2 separate regions of the Homo sapiens genome follow, and region 2 is linked to region 1. The links are chromatin loops, found by intact Hi-C in ENCODE. Cell type or tissue: IMR-90. All regions are shown on one strand.

Region 1 (8,000 bases):
AATTCATAAATGTTTTAATGTAGAACTCCAGTCAAATAAAACTGCTAAGATTTAGGCATTAATGGAGCCCATGGTTTCACAAAGGGTCATAAAATAATTTATTAGAATTTTGTATATGTTGTATTGTTTTTCAGACAAAGACATCTATGACACAAAAATTCATTAAATTATCTCAAAACCAAAGAATGATTATATAATAGAAGGCAGGATAGTATATTAAACTTTTTATATAGCACGTATTTTGGAGCTTCTTATACAAGTTCTGCCCTTTGCTTAGATTAAAACTAAGCAAATTAAAGAAATTTAGCAATTTTAACTCATCTACCTGTTATCTGACACCATTGCCAAACCATATCATCAGTGTTGTCCTATGCTTGGTTATGTAAAAACTTAGTGAAATGTAGATTTACTTTATATTCTAGAAAAATGGAATTTAAAAAAAAATTAACACATTTGTTGAGACACATGGAGTCAGTGAGCAATGTGATGTTGAACAAGTTGCCTATCTTTTCATATTTCAGTTGTTTCTTCACTAGGAAAAAAATAAACTTAGTGCTTGCTCCTTATAGGATTGTTATGAATAGATAAAATAAAATTGCCTATAAAAATGATGACCTCAATATCTGGTACCAATAAAAATACTCACTAGGAAAGTTTTAAATACTGTTGTTTCTGTTACTTCACTTTGAATTAATAAGACAGTAGACATTCTACTCACTAAGTGTAAAGCCACTTACTCAACACCACATCCCACACTGAATAGTGGCCTATTCACGGAGAAACTTCTCAGGAATTACTAGTTGCAAAAATAGTACTTGACACTTATTTCTGTAATATTGTGCTTATCACATTGTACTGTGACTTTTTGTTTATCTCTGTCAGTCTGTCAAATAGACTATGAGTTCCTAGAGAACAATGTTTTATTCAACTTATATTCATAAAACCTAGTATGGCTTCTAATATGTAGTAAGTACCCAATAAATGTTTGTTGAGTTGAATGTTGTTTCTTCTTTAAGATCATTAAGAGTTGGGTTTACAGCAAATGATACTGGTTTCTTTCTGCATACATAGATCATTCATTCTTCTTTTTTTTCCTTTTGCCTTTCATATATTATATTTTGGGGTCATTTAGAAATAAATAGAGCAGTAAAAGTTGGTAAGTATATTTAATTTAATTTCTTCCCATAATATCCTACTTAAATATATAGATGATGATAATAGTTGGCACTTCTTAGGTGTATTTGAGTTATTAAAATTAAAATTTGATATAGTGAGAAAAATAAGTATATAGCCTGATTTTATGGGAACCATTTTTAAATGTGGTTGAATTTTTTTTAATTTGACAAGTTTCATAATTTTAAAGCTGGTGATTCAAGTGAATTTTAAAGCATGTTTATGCTGTTGCATTATGGGGCAAACTCAGCTGGTTAAATTACCCGTTATCCTTTGTCAAAATTAAATTATACAAGGTCTGCAGACACTCATCACTTTTATCTAATGTGACCACCTTGAACTGTAATTCCCTTTTGAATAAATAAGGCTGATTCAGGTGGAAAGAAGATTAACTGATTGCCTGAAGTTATGTAATGCATGTGGATTTAGTACATAGGTTTTAAAATGACATTGTTAAATGGTATTTAAACTAATGTGTAATAATTAAGGAAGGACACTCTTTAAAATGACACAAAAGTGATATATGAATATGAGGACCAAGAAACTGTGCATTGGCATATAGAAAATATTAGTCATTGGACAATACAATTAATTGATAGAACAAGTATTTTTCATAATTTCTGCTAACATAGGAGGTGACATAAAAGGGAGTAATTTGAATTTTAAAAATAAAATAAAGATTGTATATATTTTAGGAGGTCATAAATTTGTAGGTATTAAGTAGCATGAATAACTCTTCTTTTCCATCCTGAAAACTCTACCAATGTAGAGTTAATACTCTATAATTCATGAGGTAGTCTGTAATAATAAAACATTAAACCAACTGGGCTCTTTTCCCGGGAATCACTGAAGCAAGAAATACTGTATCAGGAGAAAGGAAAAGAGAAAAAGAGAGAAAGAAGAAGACAATAAAACAGAAAAAAAAAAAAAAGGAAAGAAAACTAGATGGCCAAATTTAATAGGGTAAATGGAAAAGCTGTCCATTTTATATGCAGTCAAATAAAATTTTCTTTCTAACCTTGGAAGGGCTACTCTTAAAGCATAAACCAGTTTTATGTTATGAAAGGACATTCAAATATGCCTTATTTCATGTAACTGTGGGGAAAGCACTTTATAGCTCTGCCTTTAAACCTTAAAGTCAGCTTTAACGTGTTTCTAAAAGTTATATTCCGGTATTGCTGAGATATTCCTATCACAAAGCTATTTCCAAAGCCATGTTTGTGGTCTAAGCATGTATCTGTAACTTACTAAGAGATCGTCCTGAAAAATTGAGGACAAGTCCAGTTTTTATTTTTGCTCATTGAATAATGACGTTTCCTAAAGATCTTTGTCTTGTAGGCCTTCCTTTTTTGACACTTTTTTTTCTTTTTCTGAGTAATCTCATACCTTAAGTGATTATAAAGTTTGACTGTGTTCTGACGGTTCTTAAGTTTTTATCTAATACAGCTTTATCTCCAGACCTATGTATTTATTTACTTGTTGGATATTTTGACCTAACTATTCTGTAAGTTTTAAAAATTTGTACAGAGACAGTGAATTGATAATCTTTATTATCTTTGTTCTTTCCTCCTTCATACACAAGTTCTTTCTGCTTAGTTTTCTATTTCATTTAATGTATTACTACTTAAGGGTCACTCATTGCAGAAAACATTGAATCAACCATACTTCTTTCTCTCTTATACTCCCTGTTCTCAAGGTCATTATGCAGTCTCTACTTCAATCTCAGTTTTATTTCTTCCTGTTTATCTCAATTCGTGTTGAATGAGTTTGTGTCTTCATCATCTCTGAAGGAAATTATGATCATAACTTCTTAATTGTTTCTCCATCCTCTGTCCTCTTCCATCTTCAGCCTCTCTTCTATATTGTTATTGGAATATAATTACAAGACATTTTCATGGAAGAATATTACTACCTTCCCATCACACAAAGATAAGGGCTAAACTTCATCAACTGAGACTTTAGCAAAGAGGCCTTAACTTACCATTTTAGAAATATCCAAATTTTCTCATCTCTTCTTCAGCTAAGACGTAATGAGGGAATTTTAGTTTTTCTTTAAGACCCAGTACAAATGGCATCTCATTCAGCAGAAGAAGTTACCTATTCTGTGGCATATTTGCACTTGTTATAGCTGCGGCTATAGAAATTATTACATTTTTAAATATTAATTGCCTTACATGTGTCTGTTTTACTAAATCAAGAGATCTTCTAGGGTAGGGATTGTGTCTTTTATATCTTTACAATCTTCAGAACCTGATTTAAGAGACTTAAGTACAGGAAGTGTTTATTAAACATTTGTTGATACAACAAACGCATGACATTGTGTTGGGAGGCTCTGAGTTGCAAGGGAGACCTTCTTGAGATTTGCAGGAATTACCACTAGATGTCACTAGCACATTTCTGATAGCAATTTCTCAATCAAGAACAACTAACCTTTACTGAGGACCTACTGTGTGCCAAGACTTTTTAAATAATTCTGCAAAGCAGGTATTATCATCACAAATCCACCCTGGAGACTTACGTTTTGAGTGATTAGTAGGTCATACAGCTAGTATGATGTAGAGGTGGGATTTAAATTTCTGCCATCAAGCCCGTGGTTTTCCCACAATCCAAGCTACATTCTGTTTCTTTTGTGATAACTGAGCCTCTGGCCTCCGTATGATAAATAGCATATGCTACCTTTCCCAATGGATTAAATCTTTATTGACAAAATAAGCTATTATTGAGCTATCTAGGCACTCACACATACCCTTTGAGTTAAGAGTCAGTGACTTTGTTTCTATAAGCTTTTACTAAACATAAAGCAATTTATCATTCATAGAAATCTTTTAAACATATAAATATAGATTTTGAAAAGGAGCAGATAGATTTTTATTCTCAGTTATTTATGTTTTTTGCAATTTAGCATTTGATATCTACATTTTTTTTTTTTTCTTTTTTGATACGGAGTCTCGCTCTGTCGCTCAGGCTGGAGTGCAGTGGCGCGATCTCGGCTCACTGCAAGCTCCGCCTCCTGAGTTCACGCCGTTCTCCTGCCTCAGCCTCCCGAGTAGTTGGGACCACAGGCGCCCACTACCACGCCCGGCTAATTTTTTGTATTTTTAGTAGAGACGGGGTTTCATCGTGTTAGCCAGGATGGTCTCGATCTCCTGACCTCGTGATCCGCCCGTCTCGGCCTCCCGAAGTGCTGGGATTACAGGCTTGAGCCACCATGCCCAGCCAATAGCTACTATTAAGATAGAGTTGTTAATTAGTGATGGACATATCCATGAAATACAGACACTACCTCCAAGCAGCTTATAAGCTTATGATGTTTCCTTGATTCAAAGTCAAGAAACATCATAATACTCTTACTGTAGGGTGTATTTACTCTGAGACTTTGGAATCCAAAGAGCATCTATAGATACCAATTATGTTGATAATGTGACTTCCATTATCAACACTTGGATCTTAAACACTTAGAAGCACATTCCTAAGTATGCTAAAGGCCCACTATGTTCCTGCCTGCTCAGTCAAGATGTCATCGTATTTTTAGACCTAACTCTGCTTTTGGAGAGTCCCAATAAAGACCCAGAACTTGAGGAGAGGTATCACTGTAGAAACCCTTTCTAATCAGAAGAAAACACTGTCAGAAAGAATGATGAGAGGGTGCTTAGGCCTGAATGCGTGCATTTGAATGGACCTCATCCTGCTTCCTGCTCTTTGCAGTTGGTGGCACAAAAGCAGTTAGCAATTATACAAATGAAAGAAAGATGAGAGGGAGGGAGACGGCTCCCGCTTCTCCTTATATTTTACAGCTTCTCTTCAGTTTAGTCAATTTCAGTATCTCATCAGACTAACCTTTCTGCCAAACTCATTGGTTGTTAGTATTTTTGCTTCTGTTATTGTTAATTATTAAAAGGAGTTAAATCTCATTAACTGATTTAAAATTGTACACTTATATACAACATGATAATTTTCTCCACAGATTTTAAAATGTAAGAAATTAATGTAGTCATGGAAACAGTTTATCTCCTTCTCTTAATATTTTATACATGCCGTGAGTTTTTATTTTATGGGAAATTAAATTATATAAATTGGAAAGTTAGCAAAATAAAAGAATAATATATTTCCAGTTTATTTCAAAAATTAGAAATAGTTTTAACTTCTAATATTAAATATGTATAAATAATAGCATAATGTCAAAGTTGAAGGGCCAATTGAATAATAAATTATGTTATTTCTACAAAGGGATGTCTTTTTAGAAAGTAAGTGAAAATAGTTACCAACTTTGTCAATATTTGCATTGAATTATGAGTTTTCAACTAAGTGAGATCATTAGCAATACATTTCTCAAATAAAATGTACCCAGTTTGTACTCCTGTCTTATCAGAAAAGAACATCAAATCTTTTTTTCTTTCTTTTTTTTCTTTTTGAGATGGAGTCTTGCTCTGTTGCCCAGGCTGGAGTGCAGTGGCCTGATCTCGGCTCACCGCAACCTCCATCTCCCACATTCAAGAGATTTTCCTGCCTCAGACTACCAAGTGGTTGGGACTACAGGTGTGCGCCACCATGCCCGGCTAATTTTTGTATTTTTAGTAGAGATGGAGTTTCACTATGTTGGCCAGGCTGGTCTCCAACTCCTGACCTCGTGATCTGCCCGCCTTGGTCAACTCTTTTTTTATACTGATAAAGACTAGAGAAATGTTCTCTGTTATGTACGCCTTCCATCTTTTGCTTTCTACTTTTGCCTGGCTCAGGGTACATACTAAAAAAAATTTCAATGGAATGTTGAATGCATGAGTAAATAAGTTGGATATATAACGAAAGTTGGAGAAAGATTTGGTAATCACTCAGTGGCTTCCTCCTCTTGCTCCCTGCCTATCCTAGCTTTTTCTTTTTTTTTTTTTTTTTTTCAAATTTCCATTCTTTTATATATATATATATATATTTTTTTTTATTATACTTTAAGTTCTAGGGTACATGTGCACAAAGTGCAGGCTTATTACATATGTATACATGTGCCATCTTGGTGTGCTGCAGCCATTAACTTGTCATTTACATTAGGTATATCTCCTAATGCTATCCCTCCCCCCTGTCCCCACCCCACAACAGGCCCTGGTGTGTGATGTTCTCCTTCCTGTGTCCAAGTGTTCTCATTGTTCAGTTCCCACCTATGAGTGAGAATATGCAGTGTTTGGTTTTTTGCCCTTGCGACAGTTTGCTGAGAATGATTCACAATAGCAAAGACTTGGAACCAACCCAAATGTTCAACAATGATAGACTGGATTAAGAAAATGTGGCACATACACACCATGGAATACTATGCAGCCATAAAAAATGACGAGTTCATGTCCTTTGTAGGGACATGGATGAAGCTGGAAATCCCTGGCTTTTTCTAGTGAGAAACCACCATGGAAAATCCAGGAACTCACAGTGTGCCGCTTGCAAGCTCTGATTTAGTAAAAGAGTAACAGGAGAGCCTAGTGATGAGAGGGCATGCTCTTTGGAACCAGAATGCCCGCGAACAAATCCCTGCTAGGTAATTTACTAGCTCTTGTAATAACAACAGCAAAGAATTAGAAACAGTAATGAGCCTCAGTTTTCTCCTCCTTAAAATGGGAGACAGTTGTGGTATCTACTTCATAGAGTTATTATGAGAATTAAATGGGCCAAAATATGCAAAGCCATTAGAACATACATAACATTTTGTAAATGCTTTGGAGATGGTGGTTGTTGTTGCTGCTGGTGGTGGTGCTACTGCTGTTTTTGTTGTTAAAGAAAATTGCAGTTTAGGAAGGATAGGAATAAACTATCTAACAGGCTGCCTTGTTTGGTCTCCAAGTGATAAACAAAAAACAGGGATCATTTTTTTTACTTCAACCTGCATGAAGAATTAGTTTTACCGAGTGGGAAGTTTGGGAATTATATATTTTTTCTTTCATAATTCTAAGAGGGAAGAATGGGTTTAAAAATTACTTAAATGAGAGACTGGTGATTTTTTAAATGTTCATCATATTTAGTAGGCTACTTTACTAGTCAAATTTTTATATTTGTTTGCTAGAAATAAATTTGCATATAAAGCCTGCTTTTGAGCCTCTCAATGAATCATACCTAAAGAAACCTCCATGCAGGTTTTGAGCCATAAAGAAGGCACCACCTAATGGCAGAATGTTTTAATTGCTAGTACAAAGCTAAACAGAAACAATCAGCCTTTAATGTTAAGCTTGCAAATGGAAATAAAAAGATAGCATTCATTACAGCAACATCCATTTATATATGTAAACCTTGGTTCCATGTAAATGAGCCTTGAGGCTTAGCAGGACTAGAAAACAATTGCAGATTATGAATATGATCATTGAATGTGAGGACCTTCCTGAGACATCATAGTGTTAATACCAGAATCCAGTCTGCCAGGGTTCAAATCTAGACTTTACCTCTTATTAGCTGTTGAGTTGGCCTTAAGCAAGCTATCTAACTTTATGCCACACATTCCTTGTCTGGGACCTATGTCAGGGTTATTGTAGATTAAGTAGCTTATAACATTCTTAGAATAGTATCTGATGTAGAATAAGTACTATGTAAATGCTTATTAAGTGGATGAATAGAATTACTTTATGTACTTCAATTCAATGAAGTTCATAAGAAGAAACCAAAACCATCTTTTAAAAATGTATTAGTGATTTACTGCGTGTTTCAAAGTCAAGGCTTCGAAAGGTACCTCAGTTTTGTACCTTTGCGTTGTAAGGTGTGACTTTATGTTGTCCCAAAAGCCAATGCCATAGGCAGAAAAAAAAATGATTAAGAGCATCAGTTTTGTGGTGTCAACCACACTTTAAAAACCCTGGCTT
Region 2 (8,000 bases), 800 kb before region 1:
ATCACAAAACTAATAATTCATTTATTGGGATATAAATCCTATGAGGTAGGCTCCTATGTTTCCCATTTTACAAATGTGAAAACAGGCTAAAGAATCATACAGCTGGTAAGTAGTGCAGTCAGATTACAACTCTCTGAATCCAAAGCTCTGGCTCTCCATAACTATGCTTTACTACATGTCATGACTTAAAATATTAAATAAAATTTATGTGACATAATGTCACGAGTAATAGGATTATAAAGTTTATCCATAAACATAGAATTTCAAAGTTTTAAATGCATGAGTTAATTTTCCAGCTGTCTTAATACTTTTCTCATTTGATACAAGATCACTTTTATGCACGTGACCATGTTTGTCCATTTTTGGAACTTTGTATTCTTTAGTCATATATGCCTAGCTCCTTTACCTGTAATATAATCATGAGAATATGATAATGATGATGATATTAATGATGGTTACCCTTTTGTATAATTAATATATGCCCAAAAATGTACTAAGAAGATTGCATGCACTGTTTCATATAGTCCTTATAAAAATTTTGCATGTCATGTTAATAACTAAAATTTATAATAAGTTAAATAACTTTATAGGGTCACATAGTTAGCAAATGATGGACTTGATATTGAAATCCAGGAAGTTTTAAAATTATATAAAAAAGAGATAGAAATGCAATTATCCTGACATATCTAATTCTTATTTAGTAATGATGACTTTCCTCAAAGCCTAATTGAATACTGCATATTTTTCTCTCTCTGGAAATTAGAGAATGATCAGTTATCTTGGAGACTATTACTATGTTGATTGGGATCCTATTTGTAACACAATAACACATTAATTTTGCTGATTTGATAATGTGTTGGCTGTTCTTGGATAAATAAGCTGGTAATGTCAACAAACTAAACTATCCTTTAGTTTTTGAAAATATTCATGTGCTATTTATAAGGATTTTATAATTTTGAAGTTTAAAATTTTAAAAACAGCTAAGTAAATGTATTTTATCCAATAAAGAGTTGCTATAGACACTAACTTTCATAATGCTAAATTTAGTTTGTATTTTGTATGAAATATTTAAGCCAGTACTTTATACACATCTAAGTGTTCTAGGTGTACAATCATGTCAGAACTAATGAGTTATCTGGCAATTTAACTTTTATTCATTGTCTTAAAAAGTTATTTAAAAAGAACTGCTATATATTGGACTAATAGATTCTGGACAGTCTTTAAACTAGTAGATGAGCCTAATTAGAACAATTTTTTCATTTACTCATTCATTCATTCAGCAAATATTTATTGTTTTAACACTATGTTAGGCACTAGGGATGTAGCAATACACAAAACAGGCCTAGATCCCTGCCTTCCTGAGGCTTACTTTCCACTGGGGATACTCAGTTAACATGCTATATATATCAGATGGTGATAACTGCTGAGGGTAAGTTTAAAGCAGAATAAAGGCTTAGGAAGCAGAAGTGGGATTCCAGTTTGCATTTTTAAATGTAACAGGATGATACCCAAGGTAACATATTGGTAAAGGTTTGAAGGAACTTAAATAATAAGTCATACAGATATTTGAGAGAAATATATTAGTGCAAGGTTGTGAGTCAAAGGCTGTGTAGGGCTGGAGCATGCCAGTGATGTACCAGAGCAGCAAGAGTCCAGTGTGGCATGAGCAGAGTGATGGAGGGGAGAGCAGGACATGAGATTGCAGAGGTGAGCAGGTGAACAGGGTGCTCCTCCTGTCCCTGGTTTGGGGACAGAGAGAGCAGTCATATGGGTCATATTATGAAGAATTTGTTATGCCATTTGAAAAACATCACCTTTTGGCTAGAGGAGTGGTGGTGATGGCCCTCACTTATGTTTTAAGTATATGATTCTGGCTACTATGTGGAATGTAGATTGTGTTGCGGGTGGAGAGGCAGATGAGAGTAGGCAGAGGTAGGAGAATTGTAGCAAATATTGCAGTAACCAAGCCAGCATAGATTTGGTCCAGGGTCTTAGAAGGAGAGGTAGAAGGAATCAGATTCTGTATACAGTTTGAAGGAAATAAGGACAGGATTCATTTATGTGATTAATGTGAGCAACGAAGCAACAAAGGATGACTCCAAACGTTTTGGGCTTCAAAGAGATTACATGATTAAGTGAACTAAACTGATGCTATACATTTAAAAGTTTTCTTGTGATAGAGAAACTTTGAATAACACTAAGAGTTTTTCATGATCTTTCAGTGGGACATTTGTAAAAACTACATTTAAATATTTACCTTCATTTTTATTTATTTTCCTTTCCATAGTTCTTGCCAGTAGTCTCAGTCCATTTCGTGAAGGAAGATTTATAGAGAGGAGACTGCGATCCTCGTCAGAAGGCACTGCAGGGAGTAGCAGAATGATTTTGAAACCGAAAGATGGAAATATAGAAGAAGTTAATAGTTTAAGAAAGCAAAGAGCAGGTTCTTCATCTTCAAAAATGAACAGTTTGGTAAGTATATACATATGTCTGCCTCTAATAAAATAATGCTGTCTATATCCGACATGTTCATGTCTCTTGCAAAATGAACACAGACTACAGGATAGACACCTCATATTTGAAGGGAAAATTTGTTTCCATAGTTGACATTACAAGTCAGAGAAACAAATTTTTCACCTAGGTCAGGATGGAGTTCACCATGACAGCTGTCTTTAGTTCCTGTCTTCCTTGCTTCCATGGAAAGTTTGACATTCTTTATTCTAGAACAAGACACTTGAATACAGAAACTAGGGAAAATGCTGAACATGAGGCTCCCCTTTGACACCATTATTTCACATCTTCTCTCCACCATATAGCCCTCCAGAAAATACCCTTTTGTAAATCACACTTACTCCAGTACCACTCTTAGTCCCTGTAGACCCTATCCTCGCTGTCCTCCTGCAGTGCCCTTCCACAAAGGGTGAGGAGTTGGTGTGAAGCTTATGAGGACCAATGTGAAATGCCCATCCAATGCTTGCATACATTGGAGGTAATCAAGATACCCTATTCCTGGTCCAAATTGTAGAGCCTGCTTTTAGTATGAGGGTGGAGGTGGGGTGTGTGGGGAGAGGCATGGTCTGAGTTTGTATGTGTGAACTAGGGTGTCACAGAGGCATTAGTATGAAGCTCCCTCATGGTATGAGATGGACCCAGGGGTGGGAAGAGATGAGGGGCGAACTGCAGCCTTGGGTCCATGTGGCCTCAGGTTTCACAAGTATTAGAGTGTGATTGCCTTTTGGAGATCACTTTGCTCACCTTCTCACAAATGTGTCCTTTTTCAGCAGTGTATTTAACATCTATTATCTAAAAATGTTCCTTAAAATAATCTTTCTACCTACCTATCCATGCATATATGTGAAAAATGCTCAAAAATAAATCACTTATGATATCTCTATTGTTTTACATAATTGGGTTTCAAATGAAAATATTAGGTAATTGAGATCTGATAATTATTTTGTGAAGAAGCCTTAAGTTAGTAAGGTAACATTGTGTGATAGCAAAATCACTGTGCTTGATGTTAGAGGTTTTAATCGTTTTTTTCTGGTGTGACCATTTCTTAATCCTGGGCAAATTTGTAACCACAAAATAGCAAGTGATAATAGGTGTCTTGTTTCCATTATACTAAAGAATGACTATGTGAGTATGTGTTTACATTTGTACATATGGAAACATATATTTCATGCTTCGTTTTGTTCTTTTGTGCATTGGCTATTATATTATTATTGTTGCAGTGGATATTTTTGGTCTAAGTATGAAAATATGTTAAAGCGGATTTCCAATTGATGCACCATTAAAAGTTAGGACTAATGAAGTATTACAAAACATTTATCATCACAACATTTTCAGTATTTCTTCATGGAGAGGCATTTATATTAATAGGGTTACACTATTCAACTTGCTCAAAGTTGTGCCTTTTACATATTCTCTCATATCTCATGTGTTTTTCATACTGCATTTAATTTAAATAATTCTAGTTTGAGACAAGCCTAGGCAAAATATTGAGAACTCATCTCTAAAAAAAAATTTAATAATTAGCTAGAAGTGGTTGCACCTGTAGTTCCAGCTACTCAGGAGGCTGATGTGGGAGGATCACTTGGGTCCAGGAGTTGGAGGCTGCAGTGAGTTATTGCACCACTGCACTTCGGCCTGGGCAACAGAGCAAGACCTGGTCTCGATAAGATAAATAAAAAATAAATAAATAAATAAATAAAATGTAAAAAGTGCTTCTTATAATATCACAAAGTCACTCTTCTCAGATTTACTTTTTTTTTTTTTTTTTTTTTTTTTTTGAGACAGAGTCTCGCTCTGTCTCCTAGGCTGGAGTGCACTGGTGCGATCTCGGTTCACTGCAACCTCTACCTCCCCAGTTCAAGCAATTCTCCTGCCTGAGCCTCCCGAGTACCTGGGATTACAGGCACCTGCCACCATGCACAGATAATTTTTGTATTTTTAGCAGAGAGGGGGTTTCACCATGTTGGCCAGGCTGGTCTTGAACTCCTCCTGACCTCAAGTGATCCACCCGCCTCAGCCTCCCAGCGTGCTGGGATTACAAGCGTGAGCCACCACGCTCAGCCCTCCGATCCGCTTTTAAGATTTAAAACTTAAGAAACAAAAGTGGTTTTGTTCCTTTGAGGCCTTATATTTAAATTTTCAAAAGTGTGCCTGTAGTATTATAGTCTGTCCACTAGATGGCAGAAAGACACCACTGCCGTGGTGGTGGACAGTATATCAGGGTTGGAACAGAAACTTGGTAAAATATTGTACATGTTCATTGGATTTACAGATGAAACTTACTGAAATAAATACTGAAACTTTTGAATTTCCTAAAGAGAACTACCAAAAACTACTTCACGATCTTACCATCTTCCTTTGGATTTTACAAGTTATGTCTCATCTTTCAGTTACTTTACAGTTTATTCATTTTTTATTTTAATTTTTAATTTTTTTAAGGCAGAGTCTCACTCTGTCACCCAGGCTGGAGTGCAGTGGTGCAGTCTCGGCTCTCTGCAACCTCCCCTCCCCGGTTCAAGTGATTCTTGTGCCTCAGCCTCCCGAGTAGCTGGGACCACAAGTGTGTGCCACCATGCCTGCCTAATTTTTGTATTTTTAGTAGAGATGTGGTTTCACCATGTTGGCCTGATTGGTCTTGAACACCTGACCTCAGGTGATCCACTCACATCACCTCCCAAAGTGCTGGGATTACAGGTGTGAGTCACCGCACCTGAGCAGTTACTTCACACTTAATTAATTAATTTAAAATGCATGAAATATGTTTTTTAACTTGTAGCACTGTAAGGAAGAAATGGTAGGGATTATTTAGTTCTAGATACATGTGAAACAAGTGATGTATATTTGGAAAATTGTAGCTGTCTGTGTGAACACTGGCACATTTTCTATATTCCTCTTCCAAAATAATTTAAGCAACTGCATGTATTTAAGAATGTATCCATGGTTCAGTTATTTTATTTTAAAGCAATTATAATAGAAACATGTGTTTTTAATGCTTGTTGGAACCAAGTGACTACTTTTAATGCCTGACATGTATTATCACATTCAGTCCTCACAACAGTACTATCAACTAAATGATTCTGTGGTGATCAAATTTTGCGAAAGAGGAAAATAAGGTACTGAGAAGATAAGCAGGTTGCCTAAAATGACATAGCTCATAAATGGCAGAGATAAGATTTGGATTTGGATCCTTTCTAAGTTCAAATCCTACAATCTTTTGGGAAAATGTATTCGATTTAAAATTAAGTTGAGCCATTTTTCAATTGTTTGCATCAATTTGGTGTAATGAAATTAAAACATTTAAAGCAATCTAACCTTGCTTGCTCTAAGTCTAGGCTGCAGCATTCTGTAAGAGATACAAAAGAGGAAAACAGAAACAAAATTTAGTGCTTAATCTGAACTTAAAATGCGGTCATGTTTCTTGAAATGCTGATGAATAGTATCAATGTCCTTACTGAGAGATATCCCATCAAAAAGGAACTTTGTCACAAAAGAGGATATTCATACTTAGCAGTTTTGTAATACTTCTTTACTCCTAACTTTTAATGTTAGCATTAATGCAGCCCTTCATGTAGTTCATGGGGATTTCAATTCTCATAATAAAATATGGCTCTATTTATTAAGATGCTGAGCATTTCCTGAAAGACCGAAGATATTACCTGATGGATTAGATATAGTTAGATATACCACAGTTCTGTTGTTTTTGTGTACTTCTGGGGTATTTCAATCTGGAAGCGAAAGGACAGGATGTATGAACTCTTCAAACATCAAATGCCGAGAACAAATTGGGATTGGCTTAGGTTTATTAAAGGAATCCAAAGTAAATTTGGAACAATTTGATAAGTGTTCACATTTATTATATTTTTTCAAACCTCTTTATAGTATTTTTCCAATTTTTCTCTAATGAGTAGCTTTCTGAATACATTTCTTGCGATTGTCCAAAAAATTTAAAATGCTGTTCTAGAAAAAAGTTAAAGAACATATTTCTTTAAAGAACTTACTTCAGGAAGTTTCTCTCCAGACTATGGTATATAAATGTATACATGTAAGGATTTCTCATGGGTTCTCCAATGGCTTTACATAGGGAATTCTAACTCTAAATATTTACAAGATTACTCTCTAAAAAAGTTAATGTGAGAGTAGATTCATATATAATGAACAATACAGAAGACCTGGTACCGTTAAAGGAAGGAAAAATGCCTAAGTGGATGAGTCAGGATAAACTTGGCTAAGTGATAAAAAATACCGCTGGGCGTGGTGGCTCAAGCCTGTAGTCCCAGCACTTTGGGAGGCTGAGGCAGGCAGATCACTTGAGGTCAGGAGTTCAAGACCAGCGTGGCCAAGATGGTGAAACCCCGTCTCTATTTGCATTTTGTAAAAATACAAAAATTAGCTGGGCATGGTGGCCAGTGCCTGTAATCCCAGCTACTCGGAAGGCTGAGGCAGGAGAATTGCCTGAACCTGGGAGGTGAAGGTTGCAGTCAGCTGAGATCATGCCACTGCACTCCAGCTTGAACAACAAAGTGAAACTCTGTCTCAAAAATAAATAAATAAAATAAAATAAATAAATAATAACTTCCAAATCTAGCGACTTATATAATATAGATTTCTTTCTCACTTAGGCTACATGTTTATTGTGGAAGGCATTGGGGTTCTGTTCAATGTCTCCTCCTCCTGTATTCAGGCTGTGGAAGCAGCTAACTCTGCAAACATTGCCTTTTACCATGGCAAAAAGAAAGAGATCTCTGGAGGTCCCTGTAATAAAATACTTTGAATTGTGAAACTCACTTTCTTCTGCTCACAACTCATTGGTCAGATCTAATCATATGGCCCAAACTAGAAACAAAAGCAGCCAAGAATAATAATGAGTTTCCTGTATCTAGAGGCGGAGACTTAGGTTTGGTGAACACTTAATGACTCATATTCCCAAATATTTTGTTGTATCCAAGTTCTTTTAATTAATCGAGATTTACTGACTGCCTCCTCTTTCCCTTTTGTCCAGAGTCATTTAATGGGCCCTGACTTTGTGCTTCACACTGTCCTGGTCTTTGTGGTTGAAAAGATGAAAACATCTCTGTAACTGAAGAATTCATATATACTACAGGTTTTATTCTTTAGAATATTCTCTCTTCCTTACTTAAAGGCCTTGAGATGTGTATCTTAAGTGAACTAAGTTTACTTTTTTCCTTGACTCAAGGAATCTTTACTATTTTTGTAAGTATTTATTTTCATTGCACCAAGCAGTTGGTTTTGAAGGTTGCATTATCTTCAGATTACTCAGCAAATGCATTTGCAAAGTTGCCCTGTACTATTTGTGCTAAGTGATTCAGACAACTTTCATTTATGGCCAATTTTACTCTGACACAGCATGTTTTCTTTCATTTAGCATCCTGCTGCTTTTATGTGGAAACTGTGAATGACACAGTAAAAACATAACTGTAGGACTTTGGTAGAAGAACAAATCCGATTTATATTTGATTAATAAGAAGTAG

Evidence for each region. Hi-C counts contacts between places; a loop is a spot of excess contacts. Peaks named below come from ENCODE experiments on the same cell type or tissue, not always from the same donor. Only the 100,000 strongest peaks of a DNase experiment are listed, where the experiment ranks them.
Region 2: it touches region 1 in a loop (4-fold over the local background); 5 of 110 quality-filtered maps call a loop at or near these places.

The regions. Positions count from the first base shown.
Region 1 is chr4:91,109,761-91,117,760 of GRCh38, forward strand. The region is part of intron 10 of CCSER1 (coiled-coil serine rich protein 1); the gene reads left to right. Among named protein-coding and RNA genes, the nearest start is that of CCSER1, 990 kb to the left of the region's middle. In IMR-90, CTCF peaks have their summits at 3,558 (motif pointing right) and 7,311 (motif pointing left); no DNase peak of the experiment used is centred here.
Region 2 is chr4:90,310,576-90,318,575 of GRCh38, forward strand. It overlaps CCSER1 (coiled-coil serine rich protein 1), which reads left to right. Exons shown (of 11, transcript NM_001145065.2): 3 at 2,288-2,472. Among named protein-coding and RNA genes, the nearest start is that of CCSER1, 190 kb to the left of the region's middle. RefSeq lists enhancers at 4,408-4,767, 4,503-4,797. In IMR-90, a CTCF peak has its summit at 4,699 (motif pointing right); DNase peaks (open chromatin) are centred at 4,676, 6,726, 7,366 and 7,806; H3K4me3 peaks cover 169 bases; H3K27ac peaks cover 1,350 bases; H3K27me3 peaks cover 224 bases.